2 separate regions of the Mus musculus genome follow, and region 2 is linked to region 1. Evidence: chromatin contacts called from ENCODE POLR2A ChIA-PET data. All regions are on one chromosome and are shown on one strand. The core of a region is the stretch at or near the end of the contact, and the rest is flanking DNA. Distances in the headings are between cores, read along the strand shown. Region 1 holds the start of Srsf10 (serine and arginine-rich splicing factor 10). Region 2 holds the start of Cnr2 (cannabinoid receptor 2 (macrophage)).

Region 1 (7,835 bases), core at 3,890-6,389:
TGCTAGGCTGGCGGAGGTGGTTCCTGATCAGTGGGGCTTGCCAGCCAATACCAAGACAGCAGCAGACAAAATGCTTTCCAGGGAGGGAGGGTACTGCCGGATGACATCTGTTCATCTGTTCACCCTGAGAAAAACTAGCACAGCGGGTGTGCATCAGTATGTGTGTGTGTGTGTGTGTGTGTGTGTGTGTGTGTGTGTGAGAGAGACAGACAGACAGACAGACAGACAGAGACAGAGACAGAGACAGAGAGACAGACAGAGACAGAGACAGAGGCTTACTATTACACTATGTTGTTTTGTTGGCCTGGACCTCACTATGTAGACCTGGCTGACAGAGAGCTGCCTGCCTCTGCCTCTGCTTCCTGAGTACTGGGACTAAAGGGTGCACCCCGTATCTCTACTTTCTAAGAGATAGGGTTTTGCCATGTCAACTAGGTTGGGCTTGAATTTCAGGCAGTCCCACCTCTGTTCCCACCCCCAGAAGTTTTGAGACTACAGGTGTGCACCACTAAACCTAGCTTTTCTGCCAAGCAGAATGTCTCCAACTTGGAGAGCTGCGCCTAAATCATCTCTTAAAACTCTATAAAACTAGGTGTGGTGAGTTGTGCCTGTAAACCCAGAATTTGGGAGGTGGAAGTAGGAAAATTGTGTGTTTGAGACCATCCTCTGCTGCACAGAGAATGTGAGGCCAGCCTGGGCTACCTGAGACCACACCTTAGAATGCCAAAACAAAATCTAAATACCTCTACGGAGAAGGAAAATAGCCAGGCAGTGGTGGCACAAGCCTTTAATCCCTGCACTTGGGAGACAGAGGCAGCTCTCTGAGTGCAAAGCCACCCTCTTCTACAGAGTGAGTTTCAAAACGGCATAGCTACACCGGGGAACCCTGTCTTAGAAAGGAGGAGAAGGAACACAGCCATTTTGTTTGCTGTAACCTTGGCTAGGAGCAACCCCAGGACATCTAACCAGAAAAGTATTTAGCTTGGGGATCTTTGAAGCTTTCTGGTCTGCTCCTGGCACACCACACGCAGGCAGAGGCAAGGAGGATCAAAGATTAAGGCTGTGCTCATCCCTATGGAGAGTTCCATCCCAGCCTTGGCTACACGAGAGTCCATCTCATAAAAAGACAGGCAAGGGAAGAGGGATCCGAACCCAGCCAGCTTACTGCTTGCTGCTCGGGCATGAGGACCTGGGCCACGCCTGTAAGCCCAGCAGAGACAGATCCCTGCCAGTTTGGCAGAATCTGATAGCTCTGGGTTCTATGGGCGGAACCCTCTGGAGACATGCTGTACTTTCAGATATGTTTGCTCCTAACGTAGCTAACGGGAATAAACTAAATTATAATTAAGAATAGCTAAGGAATTAAACACCAAAACCAAAAACCGGGTTGGCAACATGGCTTGGCCAGAAAGGTTGTCATGCAAGCCTGGATACCTCAGTTTGTTCCCCAGAACCTATGTAAAGATAGGAGAGTATGGATTGCCCAAAGTTGCCCTCTGACCTCCATATACTCACACTGGCACACTCCCTTCAACCTACTCTGCACACCACTTGATACTTACAAAATCAAAGGTTTGTGTTTTAAAAGTCTCGAAGGGAGGGCTGGGCAGTGGTGGCACACGCCTTTGATCCCAGCACTCCAGAGGCAGAGGCAGGCGGATCTCTGAGCTTGAAGCCAGCTTGGTCTACAGAGTGAGTTCCAGGACAGCCAGGGATACGCAGAGAGAAACCCTGTCTCAGGGGGGAAAAAAAAAGTCTCATGGGGAAGCACACAATAGCAACAACCTGACCATCAATAAATGGACCAATAGCCGGGCGTGGTGGCGCATGCCTTTAGTCCCAGCACTTGGGAGGCAGGGGCAGGTGGGTTTCTGAGTTCGAGGCCAGCCTGGTCTACAAAGTGAGTTCCAGGACAGCCAGGGCTACACAGAGAAACCCTGTCTCGAAAAAACCAAAAACCAAAAACAAACAAACAAAAAAACAAAATAAAAATAAAATAAATGGACCAATAATTGGACAGACAGGTTTTTTTCCCCCTTCCCTTTCTCCCTCTGCTCTGGCCCGATCTCTCGGACCCCCCCCCCCAACCTGGCTCACTCAGGCCAGGGACAGACAGTTCTTAAGGAACATAAATAGCCAATAAGTATTTCAAATAGGGTTCAGCATCCTTGGCCATCAAGAAGATGCAAATTAAAGCTACTGAGAGATTTCTTCACACTTTAGTCAGGATGTATATTACCACATCACTGAGAAAATAAAGGGAGGACCAGGAATGGTGGCTCAGGCATTTCAGCACCTGGAAGACAGAGGCAGATCTCTGTGAGTTCTAAGCAAGCCTGGTCTACATAGAAAGTTCCAGATCACCCAGGGCTATGGAGTTAAAAGAAAGTAAGAGGTCTGGGAGTGGTGTTCACGTTTAATCCCAGCACTCAGGAGGCAGAGGCAATCTGTGAGTATGAGACCAGTCTAGTTCCAAACCAAGGAAGGCTACATAGTGAGTGTTTGAGTGTTTTTGCTTGCATGTCTATGTAAATAAATGTTAAAACTAGTGTAATGGGTCCTAGGTGTGTGGAAGTAGGTTTAACCTGGGTTGTATTTTTGTTGTTATTAAAGACAGTGTCTTTCTGTGTAGCCCTGGCTGTTCTAGAACTCACTGTATAGAACAGGCTGTCCTCCAACTCACAGAAATCCTCCTGACTCTACCTCCCAAGCACCTGGGATCAAAGGCATGCCCCACAATGCCATGCTTATCTTGTGTTTTCTATCCACAGACATATATATGTTATTGCTTGCCGAGAGACCATCTCTCTACTATATCAATAGCAGTTAACTATCCATGTAATTTTTTTAAAAACATGATGTCTTTGTTGGAGAATTTATTGATAAATTCAATGAGCAAAACATTGCCTGACTAGAAGAAGCAAACCAGGCACCCATTAAACAGATCCCGGATGCTAGAGAATTAGAGAAGTTACTGGTTCAAACACACCACTACCTTTGCTCCTTTGGACAGAGAAACTACAGTGTCGTGGCCTTGGAGGTCACTTATGGATGGTACGTAGACCATAGAAGGGGGTAAAGCAAAAATTGCCTGGAATATTCCTATTTCTCTGCAGGATGTAATGGGTGGAGAAGTAGGCGGAACAGATCATCTTCACACAGCAGGAGAGAGAGATGATTGACAGGCACACTGTACACCCAAGCTGCTCACAGAGAAGGCTCCAGTGCAACATGTTATGTAAATACACCTATCTCAATGGTGACAGCCAGAAGCAGTTGGCTGATGGGAGCTCATCTACGTGGTTGAATCTTCCTGGGTTGCTACTGAAATTACAGTGCCTTTCTTAAGAAATGTTCATTTATTGGGTTACATCGATCTGCCAGCCAGTCGGGTATTTCTAATCCTCCCTGCGCTTTTAAACAGAAAGAGAGAAATGTGAGCATGTGTGTGTGGGTATGGGTGTGCCGGTGCCCGCAGAAGTCAGAAGAGGGTGCTGGATCCCCTAGAGATGGAGTTGCAGGCGGCTGTGAGCCACCTACATTGGAACTGAACTCAGGTCCGTGCTCTGGAAGAGCAGCGCGTGCTCTTAACCGCTGAGCCACCTCTCTAGTCGCTTTCGAACAAAAAGATTTGCAGCAACTTATTCCCCCACCCAGATGACCAAATTATAATTTAAATCAATTATACCATCTTGCAATAAAGCAAAGATTCAAACAAAATACTGAAGACGCATTCCCAGCGGGCAGTACTTTCCTGAAGGCCTTCGGTACAGCCTCCTTCACACCACTCCTTTGGCAGAGCTGCTGTTTGGTAAATTGCACAACGTGCCCAAAAGCCTGGTGGTCAAGGGGTGTTGGACTTCTTGCTTTTCTTCTTGGTCATACTCTCATTCTCTCCGCAGTCCTCATGTTTACCAGAGACTGTGTGATGTATGTGAGGGAAGTGATGTGTGCATCTTCTCACTCATAAGTTTGAACTCCGTAGATATTAACGCATATAAGCCATATTTAAAAACAGGGCGCTGGGCAGTGGTGGCGCACGCCTTTGATCCCAGCACTTGGGAGGCACAGGCAGGTGGATTTCTGAGTTCGAGGCCAGCCTGGTCTACAAAGTGAGTTCCAGGACAGCCAGGGCTGTACAGAGAAACCCTGTCTCGAAAAGCAAGCAAACAAACAAACAAACAAAAAACCACACACACAAAAACAATAATAAAAATCTAAGTGTATTGCCCACTTGTGTATGGGTGCCCTAGGAGGCCAAAGAGGGAACTAGTAACAAAGCACTGAGCCCGCTCCCTCAACGTGGGGAATAGAGGGGAGGAGGCGCTAGAGAGAGGGAGGGGAGGGAGAAGAGAGGAGAAAAAAGGAGAGGGAGAAAAGCAAACCAGCTAGCCAAGGTTTTTTTGTAGCTGGGGAGTCCCATGATGAGGACTGAAAGTTGGAGGGGGACTGGAGCAAGAGGGGGACGATGGGCCGGGGTGAGTGGGCAGTGTCTGTCTTAGGGTGCAGGCAGGTCTGTGGGAAGAAACTTGGCTAGCAAATCCAAGGACCTAGATTGGATCCCCAGAAAACAACAAAGAGACAAACACCACCTCTTCAAGGCTGGAAAAGGGGTTCAGGCACCTTGCATGTGAGCAACAGAGACAAGGACAGCAGGGCCCGGGTCTCACGGGGAGGGAATTGCGTGCCTAGGTGACGCGGATGTGCAGCAAAGGCAGAGAGTTGCACGCACGGCACGCCGAAAGCTCTGCCCCTCCCCCAAACCCCACAAAGAATCTCTAAGTTCCTCTCTCTGGCCAGAGATCTGATAAGAAGCCCAGGCGCAACTCCGAACAGCGGATTCCGGAGCAGCCTCTAGCTGGCTCCGAGGCTCCCGAGCCCGGTCATGGTAGTTTAACCCGAGCGCTCGCCGAGAGGAGGAGGGATGGCGGGCTCGGCCGGGCGGGAAAGGGCGGGAAAGCGCAGCGCTAAAGAAAGAAAGAGGGGGAGGGGAGGAGCCCGCGCCTGGAGCCAATGAACGGCAGCGAGGCCGCGGTGCGCGCGTCAGGCCGGCGGCGCGCGCACGCCCAGAGATCTCGCGGGAAAAAGCCGTTGTCCCCCTCCGCCGGTGCTGCGGGGCGGGAGGTGGGAGGGGGCCTGGAGGCGGGAGCCAAGTCTCGCGAGAAGAGGCAGTTGCCGTAGCGGAGCCCTCTGGGTCTGTGCGAGTGTGGTGTGAGTGGATGTGAGCCGCCGCCGGAGCTGCGGACGGTTTGCCCGAGCCCGTTAGCGCCGCCGGCCCAGAGTCCCGCCGCCACCATGTCCCGATACCTGCGCCCCCCTAACACGTCTCTGTTCGTCAGGAACGTGGCGGACGACACCAGGTGAGCGCACCGGAGCAGCTACTGCGCGGGGGAGGGAGGCCGCGGGCGCCCGGCGAGCGGCGGCCGTGGCGCGGGGGAGGGGCGGGGCGAAGATGGCGGGGCCCGCGCCGGCTCTAGGCCGCGCCGCCGGCCTGCAGGAGCAAGGGCGGACACCGGGCCGAGCGCTGGCGAGCGAGCAGGCGTGAGGGCCGCGTGGCGGGCATTCGGGGGCCCCGTCCTCCCCCGCGTGCTCGGCGGCTGGGCCGAGCCGGCGGGCCGGACGTGTGTGTCCCTCATGGATCCGACGTCCACGTTCCATGAGGTGCACGCCCCCCTCGGCCTGAAAGGGATTTTTGTTGTTGAAAACGGGAAAAGGGTTGCCAGGCGGGGCGGCCCAGGCCAGCACTCGGGGAAGCCGAGGCGGGAGGATCGGCGCGAGTCGGAGGTCAGCTCGGGCTACGAAGTCAGAAGATGGAAAAGATGCGAGTGGGATAACGGGATAGCGGAGGGGAGGGTTTGCAGCTCCATCTCCCCCATCTGTGTGGATGGTGATGAGTGGATTCGAGATTGCTGTGGGGGAGAGGAGTCGTGGAGATTGGGGCGAGTGTAACAATTTTTCGGTTAAATGGAGTGATCCACGTGTTTTCGCGGAAATCTCTTTGAAAACGAGGTGCTGGAGAGACCGCTCCCGTTAGGGACCTTCGTGATTAACTTGGGTGAACGGAGGCGGTACTTTTAATAAAAGTCCGCCTTGTCTCCGGGCGTAGCCCCAGCACTCAGAAGACGGGTCTGGGAGTTCGAGTCTCGCCTGGTAAAGGGCTTTGTTTTCACAGCTTGTCCTTTGCTTTGAATTGCCTTCGGAATTTTTCAGAAGAGATTTTTATCACAGGATTACTCTTCGTGTTCGTACAAAATAAACTCCGAAGAAAAACTGAGGTTTTGGGTTTTTCTTGTTTTGTGGAGTTTTGTATCCTCTTTGTCATTACGCATAAAACAAAAGTGGTTAATTAACGACTTAAAAATTTTTCCATTTTGTCGTTTTAATACTTAAGTATGAAGTATGTAGATACTGTGATGGTTTTATTTCAGATTTTTAATGGCTGACCCTGTTGAACAATTTTAGCGTAAGCGGGGATGTGATGGGAATGCTTAATGCTGGAAATTGGGTTCCAAACCAACTTGACTAGAATGAGACCTGCCTTAAAACAAATATACAATACTTTTCAGAATGCTAGAATATTTGATGATTGTTTTTGCCATTTATTCGTTTTTTTTTAAAGACAGTTTCTTTGTAGCCTTGGCTGACCTGGAACTTGCTCTGTAGACAGGTTAGCAAAAATCCTCCTGCCTTTGCCTCCCAGAGTGCTGAGAATAAAGGTGTTCACCACCAGCAGCAGTCTTTCAGTTTTTAAAAAAGTTGAAGACATGCCCTTTATGAACAGTGAAGACCCGGGTTTGTTTGTTTTGGTTTTTCGAGACAGTTTCTCTGTAGCCCTGGCTGTCAAGGACTCACTTTGTAGACCAGGCTGGCCTCGAACTCAGAAATCCCCGTGCCTCTGCCTCTGAAGTGCTGGGATCAAAGGCGTGCGCTTTTTTTTTTTTTTTTTTTTTTTTTTTGGCAGGGTCTCACTGACCCTGATTTATCTGGAACTCCCAGATCCCTCTACCTCTGATTTCACAGTGGTGGATTTAAAGTTGAGCTGCCTTTGTATGGTGTAATCCCCATCCCGAGATGCATTGTTTATCTTTGGATTTTCAGAACAGAGTTTCTCCATGTAACTAACCCTAGGTGTCCTGGAACTTCCTCTGTAGACCAGGCTAGCTTTAGACTCTGCCTCTTGAGTCCTGGAATTTTTAAGGTGTGTGCCACCTTGTAGCTCAGAAAGCTTGTTGGCAAAGGCAGGGGTATAAGGATCCATGGGTTATATGCTATTATCAACCACAATCCTTATATTCCTTAAGGTGATGTTGAAAAATGTGAACATGTTCAGGAATGTGAGCATAAAAAGTTTGAGTTTTTTCATGATGTTTTAGGTCTGAAGATTTACGTCGGGAATTTGGTCGTTATGGTCCAATAGTAGATGTTTATGTCCCACTTGATTTCTACACTCGGCGTCCAAGAGGATTTGCATATGTTCAATATCCTTTCTTCAGATGGATGATTAGTGAGGGGTGTTGAAGTTTGAAATTCAAGTTTTTATGTAAGTGGTAACATAAAAAATAGTCTTTTTGTCTTCTAATGTCTTATGTCTTCAAATCTTTTAAAATTTCCTGATTCATTGCTCTTATTTCTTAGTTAATCCAAAAATAAACCTTTAAATTCCCATCCTTGCTGCTGAAACTCAAATCAGTGATTATAATATGTAATTTTTTAAAAAATTTGAATACAATGGTTGCTACCATCTTTGCTATAAGTCAAATTAAAAGTTAATATGTTCTTGTTCTTAGCAATTAAAGTTTAGTAATCTTGTTTGTTATTTTGAATCACTTGATCGA
Region 2 (7,835 bases), core at 1,883-4,382, 39 kb after region 1:
ATCAAAAGCAAAAGTCAATCTCCAACTGTCCAATGTCTGGGATCCAACTCACGATCTTCTGGGCTCCTCCAAGGGCTTGGGTCACTTCTCCAGCCAGGCCCTTTGTAGCACACGCGTCATCCTCTAGGCTCCAGATGTCTGTACTCCACTGCTGCTGCTGCTCTTGGTGGTCATCTCATGGTACTTGCATCTCCAAAACACTGCATGACCCCTTCAGTCCTGGGCCTTCAATTGCAACTGAGGCTGCACCTTCTGGCTTCCTCAAGTACTGCACATGGACACACACACATGGCTGAAGAGATGGCTCAGCAGTTAAGAGCACTGGCTGGTCTTCCAGAGGACCTGGCTTCAATTCCCAACACCCACATGGCAGCTCACGATTGTCTAACATCTGTTCCAGGGAATCCAACACCCTCACACAGACATACATGCAGGCAAAACACCAGTGTATATAAAAATACAAATAATAAGTTATTAAAGACAATAAACACACTTCAATAATAAAGTACATAACTTTTAAAAGAGAGAACTCAATTCTGCATACTTCTTTTCCCTGGTTCTTGTAATGTTTCCTTCCCTCCCTCCCTCATGTGTGCATGCCTCTAGCCACCATCACACACCCTGAGCCGCAGACAGAGCCAGGTGTTGGGGGACATGCCATTTCTCTTTCCCATGGCGGCTTCCTCAGAGCCAGATGTCTGGGAGTGAGAATTCTGAGCATTAGCTCCATCTTTCCCAGGTCACCCCTGCCACCTCCAGTTGCTTCTATGACTCTACACAGGTCAAGCACAGGCTGCAAGAGGGCCTCGCCTTGCCTTTCTGGCCTTTACTCTCATTTTGGAGGACCTGAACTCTCTCCCTGTTTCTTGATGGCAATTACTCTTTCTTGGGAGAGAAGCAAGAGCTGCCCTCCCCCAAAGGCTCTCCTTATCACAGCAGCCCCTCCCTGCAGCAGTAGGTCTGCTCCGAACACGTCAGATCCGGGACAAGAGCAGGGTCCTCAGCCTCCACAGTTGTGTAATGCTTAGCCGCATTAGCTGCATTCTTGGAGGCTACCCACTAGATGTCAGGAGAATACCTCCTGCTGGTGTGAAAACCAAAACCACACACACACACACACACACACACCCTGCATAGGGCTGTCTCACAAATCACCTAATTAACACCCTAACACCCTGTTAACTGTTCACTGTAACAAAAAAGGAAAAAGTTTGTTCCAGGCCTAGAGATGGAAGCTAAGGGCTGCTCACCTGCTGGGCAAGTACTCTACCACAGAGCTACATCCCTAGCCCTGAATAACTCTTAGTACATACATATCTCAAACATTTCTCTTTTTTTGTTTAAAGACTTAATTATTATATCTAAGTATATTGTAGCTGTCTTCAGACACACCAGAAGAGGGCATCAGATTTCATTACAGATGGTTGTGAGCCACCATGTAGTTGCTGGGATTTGAACTCAGGACCTTCAGAAGAGCAGTCAGTGCTCTTAACCACTGAGCCATCTCTCTAGCCCTCAAACATTTCTGCTGTATTCTCACATGCTGAATCTAGCAACATTACCCACAGCATAAAAATCTCCCTCCTGAAGAAGCCCTGATCATCCCTCCTATAGAGAAGACTTCATGTGATGGTCATAAGATTCCACTTAAACATTTTACCTAATGATAGCTGTAAAAATGTATGAGGAAGATACAATACCAGAGTATGTTCTAGAACTGGACATTAGAAACATACTTCCTAAGCCAGGTAGTGGTGGCACACACCTTTAATCCCAGCACTTGGGAGGCAGAGGCAGGCAGATTTCTCAGTTTGAGGCCAGCCTGGTCTACAGAGTGAGTTCCAGGACAGCCAGGGCTACAGAGAAACCTTGTCTTGAAATACCAAAAAGAAAAAAGAAAAAGAGAGAGAGAGAAGGAGAGAAAGAAAGAAAGAAAGAAAGAAAGAAAGAAAGAAAGAAAGAAAGAAAGAAAGACGGAAGGAAGGAAGGAAGGAAGGAAGGAAGGAAGGAAGGAAGGAAGGAAGGAAGGAAAAGGAGAAAACACACTTCCTGGGATGGGATGAGACCAATCTGCAGAGTTCTTACTCTGCAAGCATGGGGCCCTGAGGTCAATCCCCTGGAACCCAGCTTTAAAAGGGAAAGGTGATTCAGTGGTTAAGAGCACTGGCTGCTCTTCCACAGGACCCAGGTTCAATTCCCAGCACCCACATAGCTGCTTGCAATTGCCTGAAACCCCAGACCCAGGAGATCCGAAGCCTCTTCTGATCATTGAGGGCACCAGGCACACATGTGGTGTGCATACACACATGCAGGCAAAACACTCACTCACATGCCTATATGTACATGCATGCACACACATGCACACTCACATGCACACGTGCACACACGAGCATCCACAGGCACATGCACACATGCTTGTGTGCACATACCAGGCATGGTGAAGAATACTATAATCCCAACACTGGGTAGATGGAGACAGCCAGCCTAGCCTTGCGGGTGAATCCTGGGTTCCAGTGAGAGACCTTGCAGCAAAACTCAAGGTAGATCTAGGAGGATACAAGCTGGCATTCAACTGAGCCAGCAACTGGCCCCCTCCACAGTTCTTGCTATGTCTTCATAGCAAATTCCTCTGTTAGAGGTAATGCTGTGTGGAATGGTGTCTTAGCTAGGGTTTCGTTGCTATGAAGAGACACCATGACCAAGGCAACTCTTACAGCCAAGCATATTCAAACCACCACAAATAGCAAACAAGCCTAGCTTCAGGTACCTGCTTGGGTTCCTGCCTTGATGTCTCTCTCAATAAGAAACTGTCACCTGCAAGCTGAAATAAACACACACACACACACACTTTTGATTTTCTGCTTTGTGATTTTTGAGGCAGGGTCTCTATTTGTAGCCCTGAATGTCCTAGAATTTGCTATGTAGACCAAGCTGGCCTTGAACTGCCTCTGCCTCCCGAGTGCTGGAACTAAAGGTGTGTGTCATCATGCCCAGCTTCTGAACTTGCTTTTGTCACAGTCACAGAATGGAGCAGAACCAGGAGCCAGCAGCGTTCATTCATGTCATCTGCCAACACCTGCAGGCATTTGCATCTCAAAGCTCTGGGCGAGAGGGAGGAGGCATGAGGCACACACATAGCCTGGCACATGTCACAGACAAAAGGATGTAAACTTTACAGAGGTCAAGTGAGTTGCAGGACAGCATACACCCGGGGCCAGATTAGAACCCAAGTTTCTGGAGTCTAAGGTCTATGCCTATGCCCTCCCCTGGCCAGAGTTCCTAGGAAGAGAGAATTCAACCGCAGGGCAAGAACACTGTGGCACTGAGGACCCAGAGGGGAAGTGGTAACCGGTACGGAAGGCCAGATCTCCTCTCACTCACTTATCTGCACCAGACCTCCTCTCATTCACTCATCTGCGAAAGTGTGAGAGCAAGAAACCCCAGGCTGGAGCTGCAGCTCTTGGGACCTACGTGGGGGTCCCTGCTGGGTCTCCAGATCTGGATACAGAATAGCCAGGACAAGGCTCCACAAGACCCTGGGGCCCAGCGGCTGACAAATGACAGTGAGTGTAACTTCCTTTGTTGTTTTACTTCAGACTCCTCGCTCCAGAAAGCCTATGTTCTAACCTCAACTCTTCCCTAACTCTTCGCTAAGTAAAAGGGAACTGTCTGAGGCAGGGGGATGGATGTCGGACTGGGAACATGGGTCATAGCTCAAGACTGGTTCTCCTGAGATAGAATTTTCCTTGCCTTTCTTCACAGTAATAAACCCCCAAAACTTAGGTGGCCTTTTTGGGGGAGTCTATTTCTATTTACCCCTGAAACAGATAGCCACTCTAGGCCAAAGAAAATTTGCTTCCAGTCCAGCTTAGTGAATGGGACAAACTTATTGGTGTTGTCTGTAGGGACATGGGTGGCTTGGGCAATTGTATCATCAAAAAGCCTACCCCAGCATGGTGACAAGTGCTCAAAGCTAGTGACATCGCTGGTGTCCCCATTAGTTGACAGTCCACCTCCAAGCAGCAGACAGGACGGTTTGCAGGGGTGAAGCAGGAGGGAGGGATGGAGTGTTGGAACGTCAGGGGAGGGTCTAATGACCCCACACACAGGGACTGGTACAGGCACGATTTTTTGAAGGCCTCCTGTAGATAATCGAAGCTGTTGGAAAGAAAGGGCCACACAAGCCCAGGGAACAGAATTCCACGCCACACAGATCTTCTCTGTGGGTTGGGCTCTGCTCCAAGGCCCTTTCAAGGTTTCCTTTATTGGCTGCTCACAAGTCAACCTCTGTGGTTAAATGCTACCCTACCCCACACTCGGCAGAGGGAGGCTGCGTGCTACTCCCCTGAAGTCCCAGGGGCATCTCTTGAGAATATTGGCTTGAATATGAGTATTTTGGCGTCCTGGTCTACTCTACTGGGCCATCCATAGCAGGTGGGGGTTTGAAAAGGACTCCAGAAGACTAAAGCCTTGGGACTCACCTGGGCAATCTGAAGCCTGTGGGGTTTTGTTTGTTTGTTTGTTGTTTGGTTTTGGTTTTTCAAGACAGGGTCTCTCTGTGTAGTCCTAGCTGTCCTGGCACTCACTTTGTAGACCAGGCTGGCCTCGAACTCAGAAATCCGCCTGCTTCTGCCTCCCGAGTGCTGGGATTAAAGGCGTGTGCCTCCACGCTCGGCTTGAAGCCTGTGTTTTATAGAAGGAAAAAAAATTGAGGTGCAGTGAAATGATTGGCTGTCAGATACGACGACAGGTACTAGACTGTGAGACCCGGGCTCTGCTTCCTTGGAAGTCACTCTTATTGAGGGAAGACAGATGTCAAGGTGGGAGTCCTGGGGCGGAGGCTCCTGTTTAATCCTAACTCTTAACATTCTATGGCTTGGCACAAATAACTCCACTTCTCTGGCCCTCAGCTTTTCCTTCTGGGGCAGCGCAGGTCTGAGAACGCCACCCTCAGGCTTGTGGTCAGGGCTCAGCCAGGTGACACTGGTTAGGGAGAGACAACGGCACTGGGGCTCCGTGAATAGCTTTGGTGGAGAGTTTGGCCTTGTCCCCTCTGCCCATGCTGTGGACTAGAAATATGAAAAGGAGGTACCACTTCCTTCCCTAGGATAGAAATCGGTCTCAAGAGAGATGTGCCATGGTCATGAAAGCCAGGACTGGGCAGAAGAAGGGCTCATGACAGACTCAGGAAGTCTGGGGGCGGGGGGAGGGGGGAGGGGGACATGGCCTCAGTTCTGCAGTTGCTTGTGGCTCAAGGGAGCTTGCTCCCTAATCTGTGTGGTCCCATGCGTGTGACTCCCCACCTGTGAAGCAACCCTTCCTCTCTCCTCAGTTAAACTGCCAAAATGGCTGCCTCCCCATCTCACTGTTCCCTGTTTTATTTATTTGTGTGTGTGAGAGAGGGTGCATGCCCCTGTGTGGGTAAGCTTGTGGAAGTGAGACAGGTTGACATTGATGTCTTCTTCAGTTGCTCTCCATGTTGTTTCTTGAGACAATTTCTCTCTGAACCTGAAGCTCACTCAGTCAGCAGGTCTGGCTGGCCAGAGAGTCATGTCTCCCCTTGGCTGTGCTGGGATTACAGGCGCATTATCATACCAACTTTTTTCCTGTGGGCCCTGGGGACTCCACAGAAGGTCCTGTGCTTCCATAGCAGGCTTTTAAACAGCTGAGCTGTGTCCTCAACTCTTCTGCCCCCGTTACTCTGACTGCGTGTTCTAAGGGTGCCCGAACCTTGTATTGATTCTGATGGAATCCAATAGAACTCTGAGCATCACCCTGCCAAGCCAGTGGGAGTAGCCTCACAGGTCACATAGAGAGCTTCACTAATACTCTGACACCAACAAAAGATACATTTGGTCCTTAGGTCGGCGTTTCCCTGCTGGGTCTGGCCTCACCATTTTGCTGGAATAGCTGTAGTCCCAGATTCATTGTCAAGACTTAAAACACCTATCTCGCTGGGCAGTGGTGGCGTACTCCTTTAATCCTAGCACTTGGGAGGCAGAGGCAGGCAGATTTCTGAGTTTGAGGCCAGCCTGCTCTACAGAGTGAGTTCCAGGATGGCCAGGGCTACACAGAGAAACCCTATCTCGAAACAAAACAAAACAAAACAAAACAAAACAAAACAAAACAAAACCCTGCCTATCTCTAATATTTGACTTTCAGCAATCTCCCCTAGGGAGCCCCTTTCCCCAAACTTTCCAGGGATCAGAGTCCACCTAGCCCCCAGCTACTTGAGGGTCCCACATCCCGGAATCCCTCTCTAGTCCAAGGCGTTTTGCTCCCGCCCACCTGAGCATCAGCTTCACCCCCCCTGAGCTGGATTCTCTCAAAGGACTAGGAGAGGGGTTTTCAAGCAGCCTCTGCTTATGATTGTGAAAAGCCCTGAAGGCCGGAGACACAGAAGGCTGTCTGCAGAGAGATAGACAGCGTTATTGTACAGATAAGGAGAACAAGGCTCAGCAGCAGTATGGACTTGCACAATGTCACTTGGTCAAAGCAGTGGGGAGTGGCAGGCAGACGCTAGCTAGTCTTGTGACAGATCCAAGCCAGCCTCCCCGGCTAGGTAGTTGACGTCATTTCCTGAACCTCTGTGTCTTCAGCTCCACCAATGCAGCCTGTGGCAGCTCGTGGCCACTCGCAATTTCAAGGTGGAAATCTGAAGCCCACCGGGACTTAAAAGCCACCTGAGTTGGTGGGTTCTCACCCCAGAGACACAGAGCTCAAGGCCAGTCAGGGTTATTTGTGAAAGAAACCATCTCAGTTAAAACTAGCAGGCTGGTCTTAGCCAAGCCCTGCTCTGTCATGAGAGTGAACAGCTGGACAATGGTAGAGAATCCCTCATAGGTGTGAAGACCCAGTCCAGGTCACTGCTGTCACATAACTGTCCCTTGTAGAACAGGTTTTGTTTTTTTTTTTTTTAAGATTTATTTATTTATTATATGTAAGTACACTGTAGCTGTCTTCAGACACTCCAGAAGAGGGCGTCAGATCTTGTTACAGATGGTTGTGAGCCACCATGTGGTTGCTGGGATTTGAACTCCTGACCTTCGGGAGAGCAATCGGGTGCTCTTACCCACTGAGCCATCTCACCAGCCCGTAGAACAGGTTTTTGATGCCATGGTATGTGCAGCTCGAGAGCAGGGCCACAGTGGAGAGGGAAGCATACTGTGTGTTAGGCCCTGAGGTTCCAACCACAAACCCAAGGGTTTCCTCATCCCATGGCCTTCTCCACAGGACTTCCCTCTCTGGGCTTGTGGCTGTCACTGACATTAGCTCGTACCATAATACCCTGATCCTGCGAGGACACTTTCCCCCTGTCCCAAGACACAAGTGAGGGAGTCGAGGGTTTAACTGCTTAGCCAAGGCCAAAGCAGGAGCCCCAGCAAAAGCAGGGTGTTTGGTGGTGGTTTTCCTGGGATTCCCTCCTTGGTCTCCCCAGACCCCCTGCAGAGCCCCGAATAGGAAGAAATTGTCCTTTCTTCCATCTCCTAGGAAGAAGAAAGTCCCACTGTAATGGCTTGTATATGCTTGACCCAGGGAGTGGCGCTATTAGAAGGTGTGGCCTTGTTGGAGTAGGTGTGTCATTGTGGGTGTGGGCTTTAAGACCCTCATCCTAGCTGCCTAGAAGCCAGTCTTCCACTAGCAGCCTTCAGATGCAGATGTAGAACTCTCAGCTCTGCCTTGCATCATGCCTGTCTGGATGCTGCCATGCTCCCACCTTGATGATAATGGACTGAATCTCTGACCCTGTAAGCCAGTACCAATTAAACGCTGTCCTTATAAGAGTTGCCTTGGTCATGATATCTGTTCACAGCAGTAAGACCCTAACTAAGACA

The links. ChIA-PET counts read pairs that join two places held with the same protein, here RNA polymerase II (POLR2A).
Region 2: POLR2A ChIA-PET joins it to region 1 with 14 read pairs in embryonic stem cell. The contact joins the promoter of Cnr2 here to the promoter of Srsf10 in region 1. POLR2A ChIA-PET finds 5 or more read pairs at or near these places in 3 of 5 experiments (Patski and embryonic stem cell).

What each region holds. Positions count from the first base shown.
Region 1 is chr4:135,850,932-135,858,766 of GRCm38, forward strand. Srsf10 (serine and arginine-rich splicing factor 10) reads left to right here and starts at 5,140. Exons shown (of 6, transcript NM_001080387.2): 1 at 5,140-5,360; 2 at 7,374-7,478. The coding sequence starts at 5,296.
Region 2 is chr4:135,892,057-135,899,891 of GRCm38, forward strand. It overlaps Cnr2 (cannabinoid receptor 2 (macrophage)), which reads left to right and starts at 3,133. Exons shown (of 2, transcript NM_009924.4): 1 at 3,133-3,563.